2 separate regions of the Homo sapiens genome follow, and region 2 is linked to region 1. A link is a contact called in ENCODE Hi-C data. All regions are on one chromosome and are shown on one strand. Each heading gives the region's core, a stretch centred on a gene start or an enhancer-like site at or near the end of the contact. The rest is flanking DNA. Distances are from core to core; before and after follow the strand shown.

Evidence for each region. A loop is a pair of places that touch in the nucleus more often than their neighbours do. Pooled maps may share reads with other maps.
Region 2: a loop to region 1 is called in a pooled map, with 4 times the contacts of the local background. The contact joins two enhancer-like sites. A Hi-C loop is called at or near these places in 1 of 168 maps with a recorded cell type or tissue (psoas muscle) and 5 of 50 pooled maps.

The regions. Positions count from the first base shown.
Region 1 is chr2:189,452,399-189,458,196 of GRCh38, forward strand. WDR75 (WD repeat domain 75) reads left to right here. Exons shown (of 21, transcript NM_032168.3): 5 at 2,922-3,046; 6 at 4,913-4,983. Among named protein-coding and RNA genes, the nearest start is that of WDR75, 14 kb to the left of the region's middle. Within about 2 kb of position 1,778, at least 2 of the 41 ENCODE cell types and tissues checked have a DNase peak (open chromatin) inside an H3K27ac peak, as active enhancers do.
Region 2 is chr2:190,976,864-190,982,661 of GRCh38, forward strand. It overlaps STAT1 (signal transducer and activator of transcription 1), which reads right to left. Exons shown (of 25, transcript NM_007315.4): 18 at 5,520-5,655; 19 at 3,757-3,806; 20 at 2,909-3,003; 21 at 1,993-2,138; 22 at 1-162. Among named protein-coding and RNA genes, the nearest start is that of STAT1, 34 kb to the right of the region's middle. Within about 2 kb of position 3,253, at least 21 of the 41 ENCODE cell types and tissues checked have a DNase peak (open chromatin) inside an H3K27ac peak, as active enhancers do.

The sequences.
Region 1 (5,798 bases), core at 528-3,027:
CAAAATACAAAAAATTAGCCGGGTATGGTGGCAGGCACCTGTAGTCCCAGCTACTTGGGAGGCTGAGGCAGGAGAATGGCGTGAATCCAGAAGGTGGAGCTTGCAGTGAGCTGAGATGGCGCCACTGCACTCCAGCCTGGGTGAGACTCTGTCTCCAAAAAAAAAAAAAAAATTGGTTGATATTAAGAACCAATAATGTGACTAAGTTATTATTAATTACATTTTCACTGTCTTTAGAACATTGGTCCATTGAAACTGCTGTGCATCAGCATTTTAGGAATTCCTAGAATATTGTCAGTGATTAGAAATAATTGTCCCTTACCATAGAGTTTGATAAAACAGAACACTGACATGAGGACACATCTATAGAAATTTTCTGATCCCCACATTCAGGAATGCCACTGTATGCTATGGTGTCCTCCATAAAATACAGTTGTGTTCAGAATGAAGAATATGAAGCAGCTTTAAGATGATAGTGGGGCCGGGCATGATGGCTGACAACTGTAATCCCAGTGCTTTGGGAGGCCAGGGCAGGAGGATTGCTTGAGGTCAGGAGTTTGAGACCAGCCTAGGCAACATATACCATGGCCCTGTCTCTAAAAAGACAAAAAGAAAGAAAAGTAAGTTAGATGTGGTGGCTACAGTCCTAGCTACTCAGGAGGCTGAGGTGGGAGGATCACTAAACCACCTCCAAAGGACATTTCAAAAAATGTTCTGGAGATGGCAACGTTCTTAAAAATAATTAAGTCATCTTGCCAGATGACTGCTTCAAACATAGCACTCTTTTTGATATTTAAGTTCGGTTTCGTATGTTGAATACGTGGATTTCTGATAACAGTTCACATGTTTACGAAAAATTCAGGTTCCTAATCTTCCTGACAGGTGGTTGATCACTAGGTTTGGGATGTACTTTAGGAATCTGCATTTTTAATATCGTCCCAGGTGATTCTGCTCATCACTCGTATTTGGTAACAACTTCCTGTACTCACTCCATGATTCCTCACTTGGAAAAGTAGTTGCCAATAGCTGCTAGCAAAACTTTTTACCCATGATTCTAAACACTGACTACACATAAGAATCACATGAAGAACTTAATAAGATTCTGTGTGCTGGGGCCTAGTTTACTGAAAAATTTCTCAGTTGTGTCTAATATGCAAGACAGGATGGAAAACGACTGATCTAAAGTAAAGATCTTGTGTTGTAATCTAAATTCTTCTCATAATGAGATCTATTATTAATCTTCAGTACTTGGCATATAATGGGCACCCAGCATAAGAAAATCTGGATAGCTGCTACATAAAAATGTCAGTCAGGCTTGAAAAGATCCCCTGTGCTAGCTGGCTTGCTTACTGCACCACTGGCCTCTCATACTCAAATACAAAAACATATATTATACATATATGTGTACCCTTTTTGTGTTATCTATGTTCCACAGCCCAAAACCAGACTCTCTGATAGAAAATTGAATAAATCATGTTGCAGTTACTTCTCTGGTTTAAAAACAAATTAGCCTTTCATTTACGTGTTATTTTTGATGGTATTATTTCTTGACTATGTGTCATATAGTCATTCAACACCTAATTGAGCACCCACCGTGTGCTAAATACTGTTATGATTGCACAAAACAAAACACTTCTAAGTCCCAGTAGTAAACTGACTGGATTAGTTAATATGATACAGTAAGATGAAAGGTGGTCTAGAGAAAAATAAAGCAGGGGAGGGAAATGAGCAACATAGGAGGAGTAAATACTAAATGAGAGGAAGAAGGGCTGTGCAGCTGTGTTGGAGAAGGGAGGCCGGTGGAAGTGAGCCAGTGGAGAATAGATTATATTTAGCATCGTAGGCTATTGGAAGGACTTTTGCTTTTACTCTGAGTAAAAAGAATACCCTTAAGGAGATATTTTTTAAAGGGATATAAAGAGAAGAATGTGTCAGTATTACAGAAAAGGAGATTTTACCCTAATATTATGGCAGGCCCATCATAGCATTTCTGAAAACTCTCAGATGATTTGTTGCTTTTAGCTACTCAGCTGACCAACATTCATATTCTTTTTCCATTTTAAAACCCAGCTTAATACTTTGGAATGTAAAATGCACCAGTAAGATACAAGTTGATTTGTATTTCTTTTGTTTTTTTTTTTGAAACAGAGTCTTGCTCTGTCGCCCAGGCTGGAGTGCAGTGGCACAGTCTCGGCTCACTGCAACCTCCACCTCCCGGGTTCACGCCATTCTCCTGCCTCAGCCTCCCGAGTAGCTGGGACTACAGGCGCCCACCACCACGCCTGGCTAATTTTTTGTATTTTTTTAGTAGAGACAGGGTTTCACCGTGTTAGCCAGGATGGTCTCGATCTCCTGACCTTGTGATCCACCCGCCTCGGCCTCCCAGATTTGTATTTCTATATATTTGGGGCATTTATGTACATGAGTTATGGAATTAGACTTCCATTTAAAACTTGCTCATTCAAACAAAGAGTCCACCTTTAAGGTATGTTTTGTTCAAGATTAGCCTAGAATTATTATCTTGCATCAAATAAATTCTAGAGTACTGATTAGCAGTTTCATAGGGCCAGGCACAGTGCCTCACACCTATAATAGCAATTTGGGAGGCAAGATGGGTGGATCACTTGAGGTCAGGAGTTCGAGACCAGCCTGGCCAACATGGTGGAACCCCATCGCCACTAAAAATACAAAAATTAGCCAGGCTTGATGTCACATGCCTGTAGTCCCAGCTACTCAGGAGGCTGAGGCAAGAGAATTGCTTGAACCTGGGAGGCAGAGGTTGCAGTGAGCCGAGATCACGCCACTGCACTCCAGCCTGGGCGACAGAGCAAGACTTTGCCTCAAAAAAAAAAGAATAAATTCCTTACACATGTTTGCTCTCTCTAGAGAAGCTTTATATTAATATAGCTTTCTTTGGCTAGATATATTTCAGCTGGTTTCAGTGAAACTGCCAAAATCCTCAAGCCAGGAAGTAGAAGCCAAGGAGCTGTCCTTTGTTTTGGATTACATAAACCAGTCACCCAAGTGCATTGCCTTTGGAAACGAGGTAAATTTTGTTTTGTTCGTTTTCTGTTTTGTACCTAAAATTTCTTTCCTGCAATCTCTCTTCTGAGCATTTTATGTTACAGTGATTTTATATTCCCTTGAATTACTATATTTGTATTAGTAACTAAGAAGCCTCTTCATTGCTTTAGCATGTATTTATGGTATAGATTTTTTTAGGACTATCCTTATTTTTGTGTGTTCTGTCCTATTGCCTTTGTAAACTCTCTTAGACTATGTGTCTTTAGAAATTATGGCCTCCCATATGTTAATTAATTAATGTTTATAATTAATATGCCCATTATAGAAAATTTGGAAACTACAGAAAAATATAATGAGGAAATAAAACCTATAATCTCACCAGTGATAATTGAAGAATCTCTTTCTAGGCTTTTTTCTTAACATTCATAAAATAACTTTTCCCGAAAAGAATTAAGATCAGAAGTCTTTTCATCTTTTTTTTCACTTAACATTGCAGCATGTGTGTATACTAACATGTTTTTCATAAATTATAACTGATGTTTTTATACTGTGATTTCTTCAGCCATTCCCTGTTAACAGTTACTTTACTATTTTAAAATCAAATGCTATGAAAAGCCTCCGGACATCACTGTAGCGGCATGCTTCTTTAGTCTTAAGTTTTATAGCATTATTTTGGCATTATTCTGAAAAGAGTTAATTTCTCAGAGTAAACTTCTTTAACATCATTAATGTCAGCATTCTTCAGCATTGTTAGTCATCAAATAAATACTAATTAAAACCGTAGCAACATACCACTTTAGGTCCACTAGAATAGCTAATGTTGACAGGATATAGAGCAAAGTTAAATACATTTACCTAGCGATTCCATTCCTACATAAAGAGATGAAAACATAACCACAAAATGATGTGTACAAGAGTGATTATTCATAGTAGCTCCAAAATGTAAATTAACCCAAATATTCATCAGCAAGAGAATAAACAAATGTGATATGCATACAATGGAGTGCCGCTCAGCAATAAAAAGGAGCTAATGACACACATGAGAACGTAGATTAAATTCAAAAAGATGATGGATGATGTTGAGCCACAGAGGACAAGCAGAAAAGAGTGTATATTTTACCATTCCATGAATGTGAAATTCTACAACCGGCAGAGAAATAAGCTATGGTGATCGAAACAGATAGGTGGGATGGAAACATTGAGGAATGACTGTAAAGAGGGAGGAGGGGGCATTTCTGAGGAAGGAAATGTTCTAGATCCTGATTGTGGCAGTGGTTATATAGATGTACATGTATATCAAACATTGCATTTTAGTGTATATAAGTTATTCCTAATTCTAGTCATTGTACTTTAAGCTTGAGAGTCTAGTTTTAGGATTTAGGACCTAAGTTCATCTTTTAATTTTCTGTCATTGTTTCAATAGTATGATTATTCTTTCTATAGCCAAAGTGGAATATATCATATTAATATACTCTTATCAGCTGAACAAAGTTACTGTTAACTTTTGTGGGGGAGTGTTTCTTTTTAAACAGTGTTGGGCCGGGCGCAGTGGCTCACTCCTGTAATCCCAGCACTTTGGGAGGCCGAGGCAGGCGGATCACCTGAGGTCAGGAGTACGAGACCAGCCTGGCCAACATGGTGAAACCCATCTCTACTAGAAATACAAAAATTAGCCAGGCGTGGTGGTAGGTGCCTGTAATCCCAGCTACTTGGGAGGCTGAAGCAGGAGAATCACTTGAACTCGGGAGGCAGAGTTTGCAGTGAGCCGAGATCGCACCATCACATTCCAGCCTGGGGGACAAGAGCGAGACTTTGTCTCAAAAAAAAAAGAAAAAAAAAAGAGTGTTGACTATTTTTGTGAATGTTTATCTTCTTTTTGAAATACTAGGGAGTATATGTTGCTGCAGTACGGGAATTTTACTTGTCTGTTTATTTTTTCAAAAAGAAAACAACATCAAGGTAAGAATTATTTTTTATTAGCTTTATTTTATTTGCTCAAGAGTTCTTTATAATTTTATTTCTTCCTAATACCTATAGTCCAAAGCTATTCCTAGTTTTATGTTGCAAGAGAGTGTAAGACTGTGAAGTATGGAGGTACAGTTTTTAACCATACCGTATAGTTTTTAAGCATACTATTAGTCACCAAAACCTAGGAAGCTTTTTCCAGTCAAAAGCCCTATACACTGAATTCTAGTCTGCATTCTTGGAGTCAAAGTTGGATGTAGTTTGACAGGGTTTCACCACATGATTCTCATTGTCATTTTATGAATGTAGGAATGAATGTAGGCTTTGACATATGTAAGTTTTAATTGGATCAGATTTAGTCTATTTGATCCCCACTGCACCTCAATTTAAAACATATTTAAAATAGAGATAATATCTACCTAACAGAGTTGTACTGATGAATGAGGTGACGTATTTAGAGCAGCTAGTGCTAAGTATTGAATAGTTAACTATTTGAAAATAATAACTACCTCTTCCCTTTTACCCTGCCAAGATTGCTTTTTTTTTTTTTTTTTTTGAGATGGAGTCTTGCTCTGTCGCCCAGGCTGGTGCAATGGTGTGTTCTCGGCTCACTGTAACCTCCGCCTCCCGGGTTCAAGTGATTGTCCCGTCTCAGCCTCCTGAGTAGCTGGGACTATAGGCGTCTGCCACCAGGCTGGCAAATTTTTGTATTTTTAGTAGAGACGGGGTTTCACCATATTGGTCAGGCTGGTCTTGAATTCCTGACCTCAGGTGATCCACCCGCCTCAGCCTCCGAAAGTGCTGGGATT
Region 2 (5,798 bases), core at 2,003-4,502, 1.5 Mb after region 1:
TTCCAAAGGCATGGTCTTTGTCAATATTTGGATACAGATACTTCAGGGGATTCTCAGGAATATTCTCAGCAGCCATGACTTTGTAATTGCGAATGATGTCAGGGAAAGTAACAGCAGAAAGTTCTTTCTTCGTGTAGGGTTCAACCGCATGGAAGTCAGGTTCTAAAAAGGAGAAAAGCTAAGTAAATCCCATAGAACATCCCAAAATGAAAGAGGACAGAGAAATAAAACACTGCAGAGTTGATGGATTTGAGTGAACCTCATAAGAACTAATCACAATCTAAGCATTATAACATATACAGTAGACTGCTTTATTTCTAAATAAATTATAATACTGTCTCAGGGAAAATAAAGGGAGGTATTATTCTCAATAACATTCTATTTGCCATTATTTGCTTAGATTTATAAATCTGGGCAAAAAAGATTTATTAAAAACCTTTAAAAGCCTGCATCTTCAATGATGTGCTGCCCATAGGCACATAAATAACTTACTACTAAGTGGATCATCTTGGCTTAAGCCACAGATTTAAATTACTAGAGATAAACTCACTTTGTTTTTCTTTTCATATTGAAAAATCTAATTTTTTATTAAAATAAATTATGATATATAGAAAACAACATTTCAAATTAAAAATGATCCTATTTGCTACATTTCCCTGTAACCCTTAACGTAATAAACCATGGTTTAATTTACTCCCGTTCTTATTCCCAGACTGAATTCAGATCCTTCTTCCTAGCTGATACAGAATCTCCCTTTGGGTGTCGACCTTCCAGAGGCCACGGTTCAGGTGTTCTGGGGAGCCTGCTGTGGAACATGAGACTATGCTGCCATCCTAACCCTTCCTGGCTGGTAGTGTCCTGCTTGACCTTTCCTGGTTGCCAAGGGTTTTCTTCATCTCTGCTTGGTCTACTATATCTGTCTCTCAGCTGGTTCAGGAAGGGAACAGGATAAGAGGAAAAGGGCAGGTTCTAATGACTACTGCCCACGCCAGACTCTCATCTCAGCCTCCCTGCTTTTTCCTCAGAAGAAAAATAGAACAAGAAAAGTATTCCAGAAAAACAAATAGAACAAGAAGAGTATTCCTGAAAAATAAACAGAACAAGAAAGAATACCGTTCCAGAAAAAAAAAATAGAAGAGTATTCCAGAAAAACAAACAGAACAAGAAGAGTATGGCAGAAAAACAAATAGAATAAGAGTATTCCAGAAAAACAGGAGAAGAGGAATATTTCAGAAAAATAAATAGAACAAGAAGAGTATTCCATTTTGTGTCTACCCACTGAAAGTATAAAAATTACTAAAACAAATCAGTTTTTCCTCCTGCCCTTCAAACAGACCAAACTCTAAACAACAGTGAAAAGTAATCAGTTGGTCTTTATGATTTTTTCATTTACGCTGTTGAGCTTCACCCTCAGAAACCTGCTTCATAACACCAAGGTTTCTGGAGTCTTTTAGCCATGGACTCATTTGATTAAATAGAAACCCCATATATGATAAAGATAAATTTGCAGCTGCTCTGTTTGAAGGCAGGGTAGAGGCTGCCACTCGTCCCAACAGGTCCTGCATCAACTCCCTGGCTGATGATGTGTATGAAGTCTTCTCCCGAAGCCTGTCTCATCTGCACACTCTACTCTGGGATGACCCTAAGAGAATGTGGATGCTTACTCCTGTGGGAAATGTGATTCCTTCCAAGAACGGGTTGCAGATTACATTGACTCACATCCTTGATCTGCAGATAACAAACCTGATGCAAAGGAAAGAATTGGCATTGTCTTTTCAAAACCATCATTTCCACAATATGTTCCAGAGAGTGAACCACAACCACAAACATTTGTGGTGGTTTATTAAATCCTATCGGGGGCTCATTTGGGGTAAGTATAAGATCTGCAATTTCATGTCCCAAACGCACTATCTGTATGAGCTGACTGGCGGCGATGAAGAGGGACTTCACACACATGGAATGGTGGGACTATGTGCTCAAACTCCCACTCACCGCCTCCGTTCTGGGACCGCTCCACCCATGTGAATGTGATGGCCCCTTCCCGGGAGCTCTCACTGAACCGCAGCAGGAAGGTCCCCGGCTGCTGGTCCTTCAACAGGGCACGCTCTCGCTCCTTGCTGATGAAGCCCATGATGCACCTGGATATCGAAGAGATGGACGGATGGGCTTTTAGTTCAATCATGATTTCCATTTTCATGCTAACTTACAAACCAAGAAAATGGCTGGAATGTGAGAAAAAAAACCTACGGTAAAAAACGTAGACTATTTTAAAATCTGTTCAGTTGACACTTAAGGAAGCATTTCACTTATACATGTATATACTAAGGTTTTAAAAAAAGCGATATGAACATGGTGTCAGTAGGATGCTACAGATGCTCAATAACACGTGTGGGATTAATGAGCCTTTTATTGTTCCTTTATTATTTTAAAGGCCATAACAATGTCTGAATGTATACATCTTTTTTACTGGAGAGGAAGACCTAGGCAATATATTTTCATATTTTAGCCCTTCTGATCAAGTTAAAGCTTCTGTTGAAATATCAGCCGATCCTGGCAATAAGTCAAGATAGAAATGATTTACCCAGTTAAAAGGGTTTTTCTTCCTTCCTAGGGGCCACATAGTAGGTGCTCAAAAAATTTTTGTTGAGTGAATGAATGCATGAATGGCACTCAAGAGTTGTTTTTTTTTTTTAATTTAGCTTTGCCAATACATATACTTGTACTAAGAAAGTGTAAGGTTAATGTTATGAGGTTCTACTCTTCTGAAGCCCTGAAGGGGCAGCCTATAAATGCGCACTCCTGTGAGATTCACACACGCCTAGTCAAATACTGAAGCTGGACTCAGGCCTTGTCTCAACCTCGCAGCACTAAAAATATGTTTCAAAATACATCTATCGGTGGCCCTTACCCATCATTCCAGAGAGGGAGCAGGTGTTTTTTAATGAGTTCTAGGATGCTTTCAATCCAAAGCCAGAAGGGAAAATTTTTATCATTTATATTTTCCTGAAAGTATACAAATGCAGACATTATGAACAAAAATCTAAAACAATGACTTACCATGGCCCCTCCCACCATCATTTGCAAAGACTCCCCAGGTGCCAAGGATGGAACTGTCCCATTCAGCACAGCAATGGGATCCCTCCCCTGGCAGGGAATATCAAGTTCCCTCCCCGCTCTTATCAGCATTCAGACCAGGAGCTCTCCAGAGCTCTCCACTTCCCTGGGCCGGGCTCTGCTTCCCTTTCCAAACAGTAGCAAGCTAGCCTGGGGGTGACCTCCAGCGTGACTCACGGAAACACAAGCTGCCCCACACTAGCAAAATCCAGCAGTGCAAGCTGGTCCGCACTGTCTGGTGACTCCAGCAGAATCTAAATGTTCCCCGCAGTGGGCCCCTCTGCTCGAGCAGGCCGTTAAACTCGTCTGGCTGGTCAGGCTGCGCCACCCAGCCCACAACATACATTTCACACAGAAATGGCTAAAACACTGCTGGGCAGGGGTCCAGCGTGAGTGAACAGAAGCCTCATTTCAGATATGAAAGAATGTTATCACTCAGGCAGGTGCTTCCTGTCAGACTCCTGCTCGGAGACCAACCTCCTGCACTGAAGAAAAGTAAACAACTTGCCCGAGGGGCTCCTTGGCCAGAGAAGAACACGCCAAAATAAGCAAACAGTTAAGTAACTATCACAGCAAGAAACATGAGAACCTCAACCAAGAGCAAAAAGGACTTAGAGAGCATAAAACCCAGACAGTCCTCACCTTACAAAACCTCGTCCACGGAATGAGACCATCGGGGCTGGCGTTAGGACCTAAACAAATAAAAACCAGATTTTTCAGCAAACAGAAACTGATTCTAAAGCTTTGGTTGGACGGATGGCTCTTGTATTTGCTCTCAAGGAAAAGAGCCAAACACCCAACAAAGATTGTATGTACACAGTTGACATTTTCGGATACCTTAATGCCAAATTAACTGAGCAATTATAATACGTGCTGTAAGAGGGCGGAATTTAAATGGTCTAAAATATGTATATGTTGGTTTGAGTTTAATGGCAGAAAGGAATGGATGGCAGATTCCTGGGCACCACGATATGAGAGTTTTTAGGGAAAGCGGAAACATCACAAAGCCTTACCATCTGCTCTCTCCCTCCCCAGCCCCCCTTTTCCCTCCCTCCTCTAAAGAGAGGACAGTCCTTTTAATGCCTCTTCATGTTACACTTCCTTCCAAGACCATCAGCTGACTTTGCCTTTTGCACTAAATCAAAGGTGTTCTGCTGGGCCTCCTAGAGAAGCCTCCCTATCCAGTGCCTCTTCCCACTGCCTTCCTCTGCTGCTCAGCAGAGCCCCCTCTCCCAAGGATCCTACAGAATTTTTTTCAAAGTTCAACCTAGGTGCCCAAGATCACCCCTAGATCTTCAATGTAACTGATACTTGACTTTACAAGTTTATTTTAGACATTATTTATGCATTTCCCTCAGCTTTCCTCCAAATAGGACATGGGCTCAGGCAGTCTGATGCAAATCAAAAACCAAGTGAGAGAAACGAGAGGAAGAAGCCCGGGGTTATTAGCTACACAAATTAAAGCAGCCTGGGCGAGAAGAGGCGGTAAGCCCATTATCGGTCTTCAAAGAGAACTACAAATGAGCCATTACAGCTAGAAAAGATATCCTTCTTAACTCTCACCAAATAAAGAAATGGAATAAGGGGATTTTGTACTTGTATTAAACAGCACAAGACCACCACTGTGACAGCTGCATATCCAAGAGAAGAAGGCACTGTTGAAAGTCACTGAGTTAGGAAGAGCCTACTGCTGTTTGGAGTAAATGCAGTGCTGCTCTACAGAAAGCAAATCTGGATACAAGTTGTCCACGGATTTTTAAAGAAATAGTTCAGATAGCCTCACTCACTGAAAGATCTGACCTTGAGACTAGTGGATCTTTGATTTGTTTAGTATGAAGGACTAATAAATGCACTGACATTAACCACTGAAAGGGAATTATCTACCACTGTCTAGACTCTGTCCAATCAGGCAAAACTGCAGATCAAAAGAGGCATCCTCTTGTGGGGACGGCATCCTCTGCTACCTGGGCCCCACCTGAGGCAAGGGCCCTGGGTTTATGCTGCAGTGGGCAAGCCCCAGGACTTTATTTCTCATCATGTCAGGGACTTCCTTTTTTCTCCCCAAGGTTAATGGTTAATAGGCCTTCATCTTTCTCATCCAGGAACTTATTTCAGCCACAAATAATATATTTTACATAATTCATAAAACTTTCCCTTGGGAATTCATCTCAGAAATCTTAATATGAGACAATGAGGAACGGATTCATTTAAATGTTATCAGGTCTATATTTCTTTCTAAGGTGACATATGATTCTCACTTAGCTATAATAAACTATAGCTTGAAAAGCTGACAGATTTTAGTACTTTTTTACCTTTAACAAAATAGCAGAGGGGAAAAGAGCAATTAGAGAGATATTTTTATGAATTTCAATTTTTATAAACATAACAAGTTAATATGCATATACCAAGAAGCTTCTCTCCCAACATGTTCAGCTGGTCCACATTGAGACCTCTTTTGGTGACAGAAGAAAACTGCCAACTCAGCACTTCTGAAAGCTGAGCCCATCGTGCACATGGTGGAGTCAGGAAGAAGGACAGATTCTAGAGAGAAAACACCCAAAATCTAAGGGTTACTACAGAGACACCAGTCACAAGTGTGGCACTAAAACATATGTCCATCCCAAAGTTCAATTCTAGTTTATATGACACACAGGTGCTTTCACAGTAGGGGAAGAGAAATACAG